Linked DNA regions of Homo sapiens: region 2 is linked to region 1. A link is a loop called in an ENCODE intact Hi-C map of the cell type or tissue named here. Cell type or tissue: endothelial cell of umbilical vein. All regions are shown on one strand. Each heading gives the region's core, and the rest is flanking DNA. Links, peaks and the distances in the headings are about the cores only.

What was found. Peaks named below come from ENCODE experiments on the same cell type or tissue, not always from the same donor. Only the 100,000 strongest peaks of a DNase experiment are listed, where the experiment ranks them.
Region 2: a loop joins it to region 1, with 14 times the contacts of the local background. A loop is called at or near these places in 13 of 110 quality-filtered maps.

What each region holds. Positions count from the first base shown.
Region 1 is chr3:30,763,934-30,772,383 of GRCh38, reverse strand. All of the region lies in intron 14 of GADL1 (glutamate decarboxylase like 1), which reads left to right. Among named protein-coding and RNA genes, the nearest start is that of GADL1, 130 kb to the left of the region's middle. In endothelial cell of umbilical vein, for the core only: a CTCF peak has its summit at 3,483 (motif pointing left); a DNase peak (open chromatin) is centred at 3,483.
Region 2 is chr3:31,444,008-31,452,457 of GRCh38, reverse strand. No RefSeq gene overlaps it. Among named protein-coding and RNA genes, the nearest start is that of STT3B, 85 kb to the left of the region's middle. RefSeq lists a silencer at 3,611-3,789. In endothelial cell of umbilical vein, for the core only: a CTCF peak has its summit at 3,755 (motif pointing right); no DNase peak of the experiment used is centred there.

The sequences.
Region 1 (8,450 bases), core at 162-8,161:
TTTCTTATTTTGTCAATATTTCATAAATAAGTACACTATGCCAACACAATTTACGTTCTTAAAAGTAATTAACAAGCTGTCTTTTCGTATTCATGTATGGTTATTTCAATTTTTTCCATTTGCTGACCTGCAGATTTGTGACTAATGTTAGTCATTTATAACAGGCTCCTTTCTCCTTAATAGTAGAGGAGAAATAAATCTTAAAATCTACTTGACGGGTTTGTTTTATTGTTTGGTGATAAAACTTGATGATATTCCAGATATCTTTAGAAAGAGTTTAGTATTCTCCCTGGCAGGTTTCTGATTAACGGCACTTGAAGATGAGACTGCATAATCTGAGTAGGGTGATGTGCTTCCGTGGAAACCTCACAGTGAAGACATCTACACAGGCTGCTGCTTTGGATTTTAGGGAGGGCTTCAGTATCTCTTTCCTTGCCCCATTTATTTCCTGAATGTCTTTTTGCATGTCTAATATCTGGACTTAGGAGCGGCTAGAAATAACAGCAATCCTGTGTATAACGTCTCCTGATCTCTTAGGGACTTGTAGATATGCATACACACATGCACACATGTTCACAAATTAATTGAAAGCTGTGTATTTTTCAGAACTCTGATTTTGTCATTGTCTTTGACATTAGTATATTCAGTCACTCATTTTTGGACTGTGAACTAAAAGCACCTGTGTCTTTAAAGGTGCAGCACTTTAAAAAATGTTCAAAGATGAGGTTCTTTTTTAAACCTTATGCTACAGAATTTATAGTATATCCTTCAAAAATCCTGTTTCCTAGTAGTTATCACTCGCTTTCAAGCTGTACTTTAAAATTTATGTTTAAAGAGTCTAATATCAAAGTGCCTTTTAAAGAAAATAGCTCTAAATGTGACTTAAGAGGCTCCCCTTACTTGGATAGTGGCTGGCATTGTAGATTTCAAGAATGCTTAACTAATGAATGTCCTGAATTTTGTAGATACCGTATGCTCTTTCCCCAAACCATTAAAACCTAAGATAAAATGTTGTTTTAAGTATTCTGTCAGGTAGAGATATTATGTACAATTTGTCATGCATTCTAATGGTTATCAGTTTTGTTCTTATGCCATTCTGCAACTAAGGGTCAAGAAGCCACTTAGGTACTTCTGATAATTATGGCCAGCTTCAGCAATCAGCTGAAGAAGCTGGAGTGTTCCTTCAGCTGAAGGGCAGGGAATACTCAGTGCTTTTCTCGCTTTTATGCTCAATCTCTTTTCTAGTTAATTATTGTCTTTCTAAATATACTCCACTGGATTTATACAATTCCAACCAACAAAAAGTTCCAATAAAATTCTTGTTGTATGCGCATGTTTAACGGGAAGTTCATGATGAGTTTTCCTTTGTATTTAATAGCATCTTTCAACGCATAAAATTTGTTATTACTTTGCTTATTTGCTGATTAATATATTGTTTTGTGGTCTAAACATTTTCATAGATGTGTTTTGTGGATAGTAACTTGAACTCTCCAGAAAAGCCAGATAAGTACAGATGTCCTCATTATAAATTTTTTTTTCTTTCCTTGAGCTTAACAGCCTCTCTTCTCTTGTTTCTGTTGGATTGTTCTAATTTATTGTGGCATAAGTTCTGAGTTTAGCCTATCTCTTGAAAATTAAAATAAAGAATGAAGCTGGCATTTCTGCAGGCTGAGGCTGAGCTCACGGGCCTGAGGTCAGGATGAGACCAGTTCTCTGAGCTCATGGGCCTGAGGTTAGGATGAGACCAGTTCTCAGGAATTTTTGTGGGAGTGGCCACCCACAGCTAACAGTAAACACTTGTTCACTTGTGACCTACTGATCCACTGGGCACCCTCGATGACAGTCATGGGAGATGAGGCCAAGGAACACAGCTAAATCTGCATTTCATGAACATCTATTGTTCTGCACACATACATGAGGCATGAGTATACTATTCTCTGTACGGAGTGCCACTGGCTTTCTGTGTAACATTTGCACATGAGCCAAGTTTATCATTTAAGTCTGTTTCTTTAGCGTCTGTTCGTGTAAGGTCTACGTGAAATAATTCTGAATTCCCAAGTATATCAGAGTGAACATCGAGGAAAGGCAGAAGCTTAATTAATGCTTATAGGCCACTTACCACTGTGTCTCTGATTTTATTTGGTTTACTCAGTCGAGTTGCAAACCCAAGTACGTATAGAAGCTAGACAAGTAGCATAAATGAGAGGAGCCTGAGCATAACATAGTAGGGAGTGATGGGGACTGTGATACACTGAAGTATATTGGTCCCAGCTAAAGGGAACAACCTCTACTCAGCTCCTAATCATGACTGCCATGCAGGAATGCAGGCCAGGGTTGCCGGGTCTTATTTTTAAGAGAAGCTAGATAATACACAGATGATTACGTGAACCCTTTGTTTTTAATGTTTTCAATATTGGTAAGTGATTTAGAAATGTGTAATATCTTACCTAAATTCGTCAGTCCTTGATTACCTGTGTGTCACTGGAAGCTCCTTGAGATGAGAGTTTGTCCCTTCATCTTTGCTCCTCCATGGCAGCAGTTCTGGGATTGGCCCACTATCGACTGAGGGATGCTTGAGCTCTCTCATCTACTAGAAGATAACGGTCTCATACTGTCAGATCTGTCAAGTAGTGGGTGTTTTAAGGACGGTGACCTTGTGGCAAATGTGGCAACACAGTTTAGACATATGGGTGTGGGTGCATTTTGATCTTGTGTTTTCTCCTTTCCGGATTCCAAGAACTAGATGGGGCCTCTGGGCTTCAATGCCTCTCCTGAAGTTTGTGTGTTCTGAAGATGTCTATCTTCCTAGATGTTCTTTGTAGCCTAAGCTGGCCCATGATTAGACCATAGAGGAGACAAAGAGGCAGGCACAGGGGGGAAGCAGGAGGAATTTCCCTCAAGCCAGAAGAGGGTACAGGAGACAATTTCTACAGATAGGAATCATCCTCAGCTTCCCTCTTTGCGTAACCTAAGGAGGTATCTGGGTGTGTGTGTGTGCGTGTGTGCATACGTTCCAGACATTGGAACTTCTGCCCCTATCCTAACAGATAAGGATACAGCACTGTCACCATGTACCAAGACATCATGTTGGTTCAGGTCATAAGTATTTCACTAGTCGCTGGATGGACCGATGACCTAAATACGAGCACTGAATAAGATCCTCATCTCTACAGAATGCTTTGGGGCTGTGGGAGCTGTAATAATGACTGAGTGACTTTCAGCCTTGCCTAGGATGGTGGCTTGCAGTTGAATTTAATTTTATTTAGAGAAAATAAAGTACAGTACTGTGACATTTCTTGCACACTTGAGTTCATGGAGCAAAATCCATACCCACAACACAACCATTAAGGAAAATGCTCTGGACTTGATGCAGTTTGTTGTTGCAAAAACAAAGAATAGACCCCTGGGCTGAAAGGAAAAGACTTTTTCCATGGTCTCTTTGAAGTGCTTTTGCCAGTGCCCAGCCTGCCCCCTGGTGGCACTTTTGCTCATGTTTTCGTTCACAGCTGGAAAATGACACACTAAATGCGGAGTGAACAAATGCTGTGAAAATGTTATAGAGTTACAGCATCACAGGTGTCAGGGTATCCGGTTCTGCCAGACCAAGAAAGACTCACCTAAGTCAAATTCTCAGAGATCAAATTGTTCCTTCTCTTCACTTCAAATGTTTCTTTCTTCATCTTTATCTCAGAGGAAGTCACATCCCTTCTCCAAAGCAAACTTTTCCACATTTGCCTTTGAGGCTTCTTTGTGCCTCAGAGGTCTTTGCACCTCCAGTCTCGCCACTCTTCCTTCTCCGCCTCTCCTCCCCCTCCCCACCCCTTCTCTCTCCCCCTCTTCTCCTTCTCAAAATTTCATTCTTATTTCCTCTAATATCTTGTTCCCCCTCAATTGATAAATATGTCCAAGGCTTCAATGAAATAAATGACAATTTTTCCTTAATGTTTTCCCCTCAAGCTACTTCACTGTCTCTTTCCTCATCCCTTTGGACCAAACTCCTGAAAATAAAAATCTTCAAATGGCTTGCCCTCTATAACAAGTAGTCCCTTCTCATAATTTATAAAACCATTCTCAATTTGGGGCATTTAGGTTTCCAGGGTTTTGCTATTGTAAACAATAACAGATGAACATCTTTTGCTCACATCTGCTTTTGCTATTATTTCCAGACGATAAAGTGCTCAAAATGTAATTGCTGCCTGAAAAAACTCATGCAGCTTTGAGCCTGATTAGCTTTGTATTACTAATTTTTAAGAAGTCTGTATACATTTGCAATGCCAGCAGTAAGGAATGAGTACACAAGCTTCAATCTAACTAACATTGGGTGTTATAAGGATAAGGGGGGGGGGGGTATGGGGAGTTATTTAGAAGGTAAAAAATCCTATCTCAAGTTTATTTTGCACATATTTATTAATTGTTGGTAGGCTGAACAATTTCTCTTTACTGATTGTCAGTGTATTCATTTTTTTCATATTTTAAGTATTTATATTTTGAGATCTGATGTTTTTCCTTATAAATTTGAATAAGGGTAACATGGTTTGGGTTTTAAAGCTGTCTTTGTAGCATGGAATGCAAATATGGCCTTCAGTAATAATATCCTTTGTATTTAGTCTTCTGTACGATGAAAAAACAGCAAGTTTTAAATTTTTTATGTATTCAAATCTGTCAATCTTTTCCTTCATAATTTATTCCACTGCTTCAAAGCTGAAGTTACTGTTTTCTTATAAACCTGATATTCTATTCCATCTCCTGCTGGCTTTACTGTCATTCAATTTTTTGTATTTAAATCCTTAATCCATGTAGAAGTTATTTTAGTGTATCATGCAAAGTATGAATCTAACCTGATCATTTCCTCAAAGTATTATCAAGTTTTTCTAATTAATTCCTCCTAACACTTTATTATGGGGTCTTATGTTACAATTTTAAAAACTATTTCAGTTTTCCAATCTGTTCTATTGATCTGCGTTTCTGTTTTTGTGCCAAGAACCAAAGGATTTAAATGGCTTTCCTTTACGATAGGTTCTCAAATCTGCTAATACTCTATCCTCCTGGATCTTTTGTAAAATAGCATTCTTTAATATTTTTCATTTTTATATGTTTTAGAACTCTTTAAGTTAAAAAGGGCATCTTTTAAATATTCTTATTGAAGATTAAATCACTGATTCTGAAGTAAATAATGCCTCTGCCACTCACTGGCTGCATGACCATGAACAAGTTACTGAAACTTGCTTTCCTTTTCATTTTTTCCATCAATAACAGGAGGATATTTAAAAACTACCTGCACCTCACAGAACTTTGATGGGGATTACAGTATTTAAGCATTATACCAAAGTGCTTAGAATAGTGCCTGGCACAGAGTAAATGCTTGATAAACATTAGCTTTCATTATTATTCATCCTGTTACCTCATATTTGAAGGACTATATGAGCCCCAGATATCTTCTCCATGCCTTTTTGTTTGCTTAACAAAATACCTTAACACTATCACAATAATAGACTTCCTAAAGTCCAACTCTCAATATGTCACTCATGTTTCCCCCCTTGTCCCATAGGAAAGTCTATGATCATTCAGGGACTACAGTGATCTGATTTACTCAACCTTCTTACCTTGTCCTCTGCTAATCCTATTTATGTCCCCTGCAGTCTAGCTGACTGAGCCACCTGCTCTCTCCTGTCTTTACTTGGAAAGCCAGCCTATCACTGTCATCAAAAACACACTGGCTTGGCAGTCAGAAAAACCTGGATGAAAGTTCTGGCTTCATCTTTGTGGTGTGCCTTTTGGTACAGTACATTACCACTCCATACCTGTTTCCTCATTAAGAGAAAAAAAATCACAGTAATGATATGTTATGGATTTTCAGGGACTAAATAGGATAGTACATGTAAACCACTTCACATAGTGCTAAGTGGGACAGGCTACATAATTTGCAGAGCCTGATGTGAAGTAAATGTGGGGTTCCTTTTCCAGAAACTACTAAAAATTTCAAGATGGCCACAGTAGAGCATTACCAAGCATGGGGCCCCTTGTCAGCTCAGGAGCTTGTGTGACTGTGCTGGTTGCACATCTTCAAGACATCCCTGATGCTCAGGGTTAATGAGAGTGAATTTAGCATTCCTACCTCCTAGTATTTTCTCTCTGCTTTCATCCCTGATGCCTTGTGCCTATATTCTACCACCTCTTCATTCTTGGTGCCCCATGTTCAATTTCCTCCTGGAGGCCTCAGATATATACTTGTTTCTTCCTCTGAATGGGGAATGATGCAGTCTTTTGTAAGCCATTTATAACTTTTAACCAATATCATTTAACCAATACAGTCAATTTTTATGTCTGACTCCAATTTAAAATTAGAAGGTCAGCCTCTCAGCTTTCCCAAGACTTATTTCCTGGCACCTGAGCATGAGTACCCCTTTTCATATACTCTTATGACACATTTTCTTCCCGTCTTGCCAGTTACGATAATAAAGCAATATTTGGGAGGGGAGTTGGGAAAGATTATGTCAAGCTAGAGGCGAGAGAAACAGACAAATTATGCAATGCATAGGAGAAAATGGCTGATGAATTTTAAGCATAGGGATGATGCATTACAATTCCCCTATGATACAGTAGATTGCAGGGGAGATGAAGGTGGGGACAATGTGTCACATTAGGGTCATATTTGAGTTTCAACCCTTCCAAGCCTGGCTAGTACAAAAACTCATGCAAAATAAAAATGTGGGGCTCCTTGTTTCAAAATTACCCAGAGTTTTAAGATGCTGACAGCTGAGCATTAAACCAAGCATGCCCTTCTGAGGGCAGGGCCTTGTTCAGCTGCACAGGTTGCACACCCATGAAGCAAGCCCTGGTACTGAATGTTTAATAATGGGGTTGATTGTCCTTGTATGTTTTCACAATGTTATCACATAGTAGATGCATAGAAAATAATTTATTGATTCATTCAGCAAAATAAGGCATGAACTTCATTTGGGCAACTTATATGCTTATTGTGGCTTCCTGAAGACATCATGGTTTGTTCTTTGTCCATTATCCCACCTGTAGTTTTACAGAATATGACTACTCATCCTGAAAGTGTGAGTTGGTCTGCAGTAAAAACCTAGGATCATATTTTTATCTGGCTTTTGATGTGCAGGAAGAGCCGAGAGCCACCACTTCTTATGAGTGGTGATCCATGTGGGGAATTCGGGATAAGGACAGCTTAAGGAAGACATGTTAGGGGAGATGAACATTTTGATGGCTCTTCTAATGTTGCCTTTGAGGGAACTACCTCTGTCTTGCGTAAATCTAGCAGTTAGTGTTGTAAGTTGCTATTTAGTTTTGGTTCTGCTGGTCAAATCATCAGTTCGGAAGGAAAAAGTCAATTTGCAGTTGTGACTACAGATGGCTAAACCTGCATTGTCAGACTTTTCCTGCAATCTGTCCTTGGATTATGCTGTTTCTTATGAAAATGTCCCCCCTCTTTGCAGGATGTTCTAGAAATGGTAGTGCCTCACTGTTTTAGGGGTAGGTAGGGATAATTCAAATGTTGGCAGTGCCACAGCAGAGCTTGCTTTAGTCAACTGTAATATCACTTGCCTAATTCCGAATGGAGATTGTCAGTACAACCTGGGGTGAGCCGACACTGAAGTATACCGAGGTGGACTAGAATACTGTGGCAGTTTAGTTTGGTACTAATCATGTCTATCATGTGAGTTAACAATTCTTAAGTGTAAGATGATCAGAGAATTCACATGGGAACTTGCCTACTCAAACAATATATTTATTGAGCATCTATTGTGTTCCACTGTTCTTGGTGCTTGGGACATGCTTCTCGAGTGATTTCCTCTAATAAAATGCTCAGCAAGGGGCTTAGAAAAATAACAAGGGACCAAGTAGTACGAAAGAGTTGGAAAGAAAATGTAACTACACTTGGCTCTACTTCCATTTTTACAGGAAAAAAAGCTCAGTTTGATTCAGTTTATAATGCACTGGAGTCTTGTAGTTTCGCTTTTCTTATGAGTTACATAACTCAAGAGAATTATGTTTTAAGTGTAATCTAACAAATTTTGCATGGTTTCTCTTAGAGTCTACACACCAGAATCTATCAGATCATGTCTTAGAAATTAGTTTCTACTGTGTATCTTCTTACAAATTTGAGTAGGGAAAATGACTCGGATCTAAAAATCTCTTAAGAGAATTTTTCTTCATGTCCTCAGTTACTTAAGAACTAAGTTTTGAAAAACTTTAAGTATAAAATCACTTCAGTAAAGCGTTAATATATTTAATAAACATAAGTATATATAATGTACATTTGCATTTTTATGAATGTTAAAACTTTCTATGCTATTCTGACCAAATTACGGAGTATTTTAAATCCTGTATCCTCATTTAGAGATTTGAGGTTTGTTTAGTAGAAATATTTTATGTATTTTATTCTTTGTTAAGAAAAAAGTCAATGGGAAGATTTTTTCCTTTTTATT
Region 2 (8,450 bases), core at 234-8,233, 680 kb before region 1:
TACACAGAGACAATTTGAGTTCCTCTCTTCCAATGTGGGTGTCTTTTATTTCTTTCTCTTGCCTAATTACTCTGGCCAGTACTATCGGTACTATGTTGAATAGGGTGGTGAAAGTGGGCATCCTTGTCTTGTTCCAGTTTTTATGGGAAAGGCTTTCAACTTTTCTTCATTCAGTATGATGTTGGCTGTGGGTTTGTTGTATATGGCCTTTGTTATTTTGAGGTACATTTCTTCTATGACTACTTTGTTGAGGGTTTTTATCATGAAGGGATACTGGATTTTGTGAAATGCTTTTCCTGCATCTATTGAGATGATCATATGGATTTTGTCCTTAATTCTGTTTATGTAATGTATCACATTTATTGATTTGTGTATGTTGAACCATCTTTGTATTCCCGGTATAAAACCCAGTTGAGTGTGGTATACTGTCTTTCTGATGTGTCATTGGATTTAATTTGCTAGTTTTTTTTAATTTTTGTGCCTATGTTCATCAGGGATATTGGTCTGTAGTTTTCTGTGTTCTGTTGTGTGCTTGTCTGGTTTTGGTATCAGGGTTATACTGGCCTTGTAGAATGAGTTAGAAAGAATTCCCACCTCCTCAGTTTTTTGGAACAGTTTCAGAAGGATTGAGATTAATTCTTCTTTGTATGTTTGATAGAATTTTACTATGAATATATCTGGTCCTGGGCTTTTCTTAGTTCAGAGATTTTTTTGTTATGGATTTAATGTTCTGTGCATTATTGGACTGTTCAGGTCTTCTATTGCTTCCTGGTTCAATCTTGGGAGGTCGCATGCTTCTAGGAATTTATTAATTTCCTCTAGGTTTTCTAGTTGGTGAATGTATGGTTGTTCATAATAGTCTCTGATGATCTTTTGTATTTCTGTGGTATCATTTATCATGCCTCCTTTCTCATTTCTGATTTTATTGGGTTTTCTCTCATTTTTTCCTGGTTAGCATATCAAGTAGTTTATTGATTTTGTTTATCTTTTCAAAAAACCAACTTTTTGTTTCACTGATCCCTTGTGTGTATATATGTATTTTTGGTCTCTATTTAGTTTAGTTCTGCTCTGATTTTTCTTTTTTTCCTTCTACCAAGGGTTTGGTTTGTTCTTGTTTTCCAGTTCCTTGAGATGCATCAATAGTTTCTTTATTTGGAGTCTTTCTATTTTTTTTTTTTTTTTTGGTGTAGGCATTTATTGCTACAAACTTCCCTTTTAGCACTCTTTTGCTGTATCCTGTAGGTTTTGGCATATTGGGTTTTGATTTTTGTTTGTTTCAAGAATTTTTTTATTTACTCCTTATTTCTTTCATTCAGTCATTCAGGAGCATGTTGTTTAATTTTCATGTATTTGTATCATTTCCAGAGTTCGCTTTGCTATTGATATCTAGCTTTATTTCATTGTGGTCTGATTTCAATTTTTTGAAATTTGTTGAGACTTGTTTTGTGTTCTAACATATGGTCTAACCTGGATAATGTTTCATGTGCTGATGAGAAAAATGTGTATTATGCAGCCACTGGATGAAATGTTCTGTAAATGATTTTTAGGTCCTTCTGGTCTAATGTGCAGTTTAAATTCAATATTTCTCTGTTAATTTTCTGTCTAGATGAACTGTCTCATGCTGAGAATGGGGTGTTGAAATTCCTATCTATTGTTGTATTGGAGCCTGTCTTTTCTTTTAAATCTAATAATATTTGCTTTATATATATGGGTGCTTCAGTTTTGGGTACATATGTTTAGAATTTTTATATCTTCTTACTGAATAGATCCTTTTATCAATATATAATGAGATTCTTTGTCTCTTTTTACTGTTTTTGATTTAAAGTCTGTTTTATCTGATATAACTACTCTGCCTAATTTTGGTTTCTGTTTGCATGTAGCTTCTTTTTCCATGCCTTTACTTTCAGTCTGTACATGTTTTTACAGATGAGATGAGTTTCTTGTAGGCAGCCTATACTTGAGTCATTTTAAAAAATCCATTGAGCAAGTCTATATTTTTTTTTAAGTGGAAAGTTTAATTTGTTTACATTCAGGGCTATTACTGATATATCAGGGCTTATTCCTGTTATTTTGTTACTTGATTTCTGGTAATTATATATATTATTTTTTCCCTTTATTTCTCTGTTATTGTTTACTATTGTAGTTTGTTGGTATTCTACAGTGGTAACATTTGCTAATTTCCTCTTCCTTGTTTGCTTGCTCTATCAATGCCTTTTATATTTTTGAGTGTTTTCATGATGGTAGCTATTAATCTTTTGCTTCTGAGTATAGAACTTTCTTAAGCATTTATTGGAGGGCTGCTCTAGAGGTGATGAACTTCCTCAGCTTTTGCTTGTCTGGGAAAGACTATTTTTCCTTTATTTATGAAAGATAAATTTTCTGGACATAGTATCCTTGGCTAACAGTGTTTTTCTTTTAGTGCTTTGAATATATCATCCCATTTTCTCCTGGTCTGTAAAGTTTCTGCTGAGAAATTAGCTTTTAGTCAGATAGAGGGTTTCCTTTATAGATGATAAAATGTTTTTCTCTTGCTGACTTTAGAATTTGTACTGTCACTTTGACTTTAGACAGCCTGAATTGCAATAGGCCATGGTGAAGTACTTTTTGCATTGTATTTTCTGGGGATCATTGAGACTCCTATATCTGGATATTTAAATCTCTTCCTAGAATTGTGAAGTTTTCATTTATTACTTTGTTAAGTAGGTTTTCTAAGCCTTTCAATTTCTCTTTACCCTCAGGGATACTAACAATTAATACATTCAGTTGCTTTTTGTAGTCCCAAGTATCTCAAAGGCTTTGTTCATTTTTTAAAAAATCTTTTTTCTTTATTTTTTGCCTGACTAGATTATTTCAAAATATTTGTCTTCATGTTCTGAAATTCTCTATTCTGCTTGGCCTAGTCTATTTTTGAAACTTTCGATTGTATTTTGTTCTTGCTTTGATGACTTTTTCAGTTCCAGAATGTCTGTTTTTTTCAAAAAGATATTTATCTCTTTGATAAATTTTTCACTTATTTCCTGAATTGAGTTTTGAGCTCTTTGTATTGCTTTTCATATTTCTCTTGCATCATTGAACTTTTAAAAATAAATATTTTGAATTCTTTATCTGGCATTTTGAGGATTGCTTTTTGGTTAGGATCTATTGCTGGAGAATTATTGTGTTCCTTTGAGGATGTCATATTGCTTTTTCATGTTTCTTATGTCTTTACAGCATTTGCTTCTCTTTATTTTTGAATTTTCCTTCACTGGGGGGGCTTTTTCCTGAATATGTGACTATGATGTTGGTTGGGTTTGCTTTTGGGTGCATGGAGTAGGGAAGACTACTATAATTTCATTGGCTATAAATAGCATCAGTGGTATCTGTGGTTTCCTTGGTGTGTTAGGGTGCGGTTATTGGTGGAGGCTGTGGTGAACTTGTGCTAGGGTCTGGAATGCCAGATTGGTCTGTCTTTAGCTTTCAGTGGGGCTAAGCATGTCTATCCTTGTGTTCTGTGGCAGTGTATTCTGATACTTGTGTTGGTGGTTCCAAGCAGGCTGATTTTTGGGCTCTGGGTGCCTTTCTCAATGCTGGTTGTGGTAGTGGTGGACTGGTTGGGTGAGTAGGCTCTTGGGTTCCTGGGCAGCCACATGATGTGGGCAATGGTGGTAGCAGTAGTGGTGAGATGCTCTTCTGATTCCCAAGTGCTGTGCTTTTGTGTTGGCAGTTGCAATGGGCCATGCAGGCTGGCTTCTGGGCCATGCAGGCTGGCTTCCAGGCCACTAGGTGGTGCTTGCAGGTAGAAGCAAGCACCTGCAGATACTTGAGGTGGTAGTGATATGTTGTTTGTGTCCAGCCTCTGTCCCCCAGGATAAATGCTTAGGTGCCCCAGGTGGTGGATTGGGTTATGGAACCCCCAGGACCATGGATCCTGCACTCTGTCTCAGAGGGTGGGGTGAAGCCAAGCAGAGCCAGACCAGGCAAACTTGTGCACAGGTCCCCCAATGATGAGTGCATGGACTAGCTGTGATGAGGAGTTGGGGGTGAGGTGGGTTGATCCTTGGGCCCTGGAGAAATGCTTGGGTGAGGGGCAACCACCACTACAGTGAGGTCTTACCATGTGGTGGGGGTGGCCAGTCCCAGCAGTCTCAGCAGCCACAGCCTTGGCCAGCAGCTGGGGGACTTATGTCCTTTTCATGCCCCAGTGCTTGTGGGGCTCCCTCCCCCATCCTGGCTGTTGCAGCTGGGGGATCCCTCCCCCATCCTGGCTGTTCAGTCAGACCTGGTAGTTCATGCCTAGCCTGGAACTCAGCGCTGGGCCATGGGGGCCCTCTTCCCAGCTCATGTCCAAGTTTCTGCAGCAACTCTTGTCTTACTCAGGACAAGTGGAGGAGTTGTCCACATGTAGCACCAGCAGCTGCAGCCCACAGCACACTTGCTTCTCAGTCCCGTTTGCAAAAGCCTCCCCCACACCCCTACCTAGGCCCCATGCCCCACTCTGGAAGCAGCAGCCTGAGTTTCCCCAATGCCCGGGACTGGTGCCACTGGTTTCCAGGACTGAGCATAGTCTGTTAAAAGCAAGGATCAAGAATGGTGTTTTATTGTAGCTCCTCAGGTCCCAGAAAGAGTGTGAGACCCAAAGTGTGTTCCCTCCTTGGGGTTCCTTCCTACAGTCTCCTGGCTGCTCCCAAGTCAGAATCAGGGCTTAGAAGACTCAAAGTGTTTCTCCTATGGCTTGGATAGTACAGTTCCCAAGTGAGAAGGTAAATTGTAGGAAGACACTCACTCACCTTCCCCTGTACTGAGGGATTCACTACCAGTTCCGGGCCAATCCTAGCCACAGAAGCTGCACATTTTCCTTCTCCTTCCTAGATTTTAGTGTTTCCTATCATTTTTTTTTTCTGTCAGACTCCCACATTCCACCTTGGATAATGTGTTTAAAATGTGAATGTTGGCGGGGCACAGTGGCTCCTGCCTGTAATCCCAGCACTTTGGGAGGCAGAGATGGGCAGATCACAAAGTCAGGAGATCGAGACCATCCTGGCCAACATGGTGAAACCCCGTCTCTACTAAAAATACAAAAATTAACTGGGCGTGGTGGCAGGCGCCTGTAATCCCAGCTACTCAGGAGGCTGAGGAAGGAGAATCGCTTGAGCCCGGGAAGCGGAGGTTGCAGTAAGCTGAGATCGTGCCACTGCACTCCAGCCTGGCGACAGAGGGAGACTCCAGCTCAAAAAAAAAAAAGACTGTCTACATATTTTTTGGTAATTCTAAGTGGATGAGGCATGCTTACAATGCCTCTAGTCAGCCATCTTAAAAAACAAAACAAAACAAAACAAAAAAACACCTATACTGTTAAGATAGTCTCTTAGAGCTTATCCTAAATGTGGGCAATATTCTCAAAATTGCAATAGGTGAGAGAAGGCATATGTAGTGACCTGCATATAGCACTCCAAGCTTTGGTTATTGCTGTTTGCTCCTGATAGGGTCCAAAAGGGGCTACATTAGACAGGAAATTCAATTTTTTCTTTTTGCCTTTCACATATCTGCATTTTAATTTGAAATTTATTCCATGCTTTCTTTAGCTGGGTGAGTGTGGATTGCCATATTTCATCAAAACTAAGACACTGTCAGTTTTAAGGTCTTATTTTATTTACCATTATTTTATTTACCATTATGAAAGGAAAAAACCTGCCAATTAAACGATGACAATTATAAGACATATCACCATTTCAGAGATGTTACTATGTTATAATTCCTGGCAAGAAGGGGAGGTACAGTGTTGAAATGCAACATTTTAAGATTGCTGCCTCCCATGAAAGAGGAGGCTGTTATTTCTGGGATGAGATCAAGTTTCCCTTGAACTGTTTTTGCAGGTTATCTTCTCTACACTTGGCGTTCATGCATGGAAGAGCAAAACCTGGTTCTGTGTTAGCACATATTTTGTGTTACATTGATCTCTATCTTGCTAATTACAAAACAAAGTTTTATAGAATAAAAACCAGTGATTATAGAAACCAAATTGAGAATCAGGACTAAGGATAAAGTTTAACAAGAAAATGTAATTACAGGAAGTTAGAACACTCTCTCCTCTGTATCATTTAAAGATTAAGAGACTCAGCAAGAAGAAAAGGGAAAATTTTGTCCTATTGATTGTGGAATTAGCCAGGAAAAGTGTCTGTGAGTCCTTTATACTCTGAAATATTATTCTACACTATGGAACTTTAATAATCAGATTACACTCTTGAAGTTTAATAAATGGCACTGAAAGTTGTTTTTTCCAACTCAGGTGCGAATATAACCAAGATTGTTCTTTGTCCCTAGTAAAGAGAAGGCTAGATATTACTATTTCTATAAAACTGTAGTAGGATTTAGAAATAACATTTAATATGCTGTAGGCCATAAGGCAAAGGGTACACAATGACTGGAATTAATTTTTCTAAACTGAACTAGTAGAGTATATGTATGTGACTTTTATTCAGACAAGACATGTAAAAGAAGCCTCTCCGCTCCTAAACCTAGAGCAACTGGATTTGAAAACCAGATTTGCAACCCATGTTATTTGATGGCAGCTATAAGATTTTGGCCCCAGGGCAAGAGGTGATTTGGTTAAGGGTTATTTATTTTTTGCCTTCACAGGATACCTTGTGGTATTTTCATCCTCTTTTTCCCACACACAGTCTTCATGGCTTGAACTACTTACAACAGTGGGTTTTTTTTGTTTTTTGTTTTTTGTTTTGAGATGGAGTCTTGCTCTGTTGCCAGGCTGGAGTGCAATTGTGCGATCTCGGCTCACTGAAACCTCTGCCTCCTGGGTTCAAGTGATTCTCCTGCCTCAGCCTCCTGAGTAGCTGGGACTACAGGTGTGTGCTGCCACGCCCAACTAATTTTGGTATTTTTAGTATAGACGGGGTTTCACCATGTTGGCCAGGATGGTCTCAATCTCTTGACCTCGTGATCCACACACCTGGGCCTCCCAAAGTGCGGGATTACTGGTGTGAGCCACTGCACCTGGCCAGAACAGTGGTTCCTAACCTGGACTCCACATTAGAATTAGCAGGGGAACTTTAAAAAAATACTGAAAATATCCATGCATACATCTTATTCCAGCCCAGTGAATTCAGAATCCCTGGAGTAGGTCCCAAACATAAAGGTTTTTTTTTTTTTTTTTCTTGAGCTCCGAAGTGTTTGTAGTGAGTATCCCAAATTGGGGATCCCCTGATTTAGAGTTATAATGCTTGCTCCTGGGGTTTTGCAGATGTCAGCATGGAGACTTGGATTTAGTCCACATTAGTAACAAACCTTCCTAGAACAGGAGGCTGAAATCTTTGGATTGAAATAAGCTTTATCTTAGGGTCAGGTTTCCCAGAGGCAAGACTCTGAGATGAGAGTTTATGTGTAGGTGATTTCATTTAGAAAGTGCTCCCAGGAGAAAGCTGTAAAAGAGCAAGGAGGACAGGGAGCGGAGTGTAGTAACTGGTTTTTAAAGGTGGCTGCCTCCCATTCGTTTCCTCCATGTTTGCACAAACCACTCCACCCACCAGGGAGGGGTCTATTTCCCCTCCCATCAGAGTTGGCCTTATAACTTGCTTCGACAAACAGACATGGTAGAAATGATTCTGGCCTAATTCCAGGCCTGTCTTTTAAGATGCCTAGCAGTGTCTGCTTGTCCCCAGCAGTAACCAGTTGCCATGTAAGTAACCCGACCACCTGAGACCACCAAGCTGTGAAGTTTGAGCTAGCACCATGGGGAGGTGACATGGAATAGAAAACTGAGGAATCCAGCTGGCAGTGAAAACCAAAGCCCCAGATATATGACACCAGTCCAGCCAGTCCAGCCAGTCCATCCAGCCCCTACAGTTGTTTCAGCCATCCCAACTGAGGTCCCAAACATCATAGACAGAGACAAACAATCCCTGCCATGCCTTGTTTGAATTCCCAACCAAAAGAATCATGAGCAAATACAATAATTGCAGTTTTAAGCTTTGGAATAGTTTGTTATGAAGCAATAGAAAATTGAAATTTGGGGTAGTTTCACAGTGATAGAAGACTAATGTTTGGGTGGCTTATTGTGCAACACTAGATACCGGAAATAGGAAGAAACCCCCCTGCAGGGATAAAATTTCAAGCAAAATCCTGTGAAGGTTATCTCCAGCCTGATCCCATTGGGAAAATCTGAATTATGTCTCAGGATTATCCTGATATTAGGCTTTCATATTCCTAGTTATTGGATGAGGCCTACTATGTGGTCAGAAACAGCGGCATAAACTCCCAGGTTTTTCTCGCTTTCTGAGGAGCACCGGCAGAATTAACCATCCCTCAAAGGACACCTGGCCTGTGGCAAGTGCCACATCATCATATCAGAGCATGTGGTAGTAACTGTCTTCTGATATTATTTCTCAATGTTTTGCAGAATATGCAACCCAAGCAAGAAAAAAAAAAACCAGAAAAGTGAAAAAAAAAAAAAAGAAATA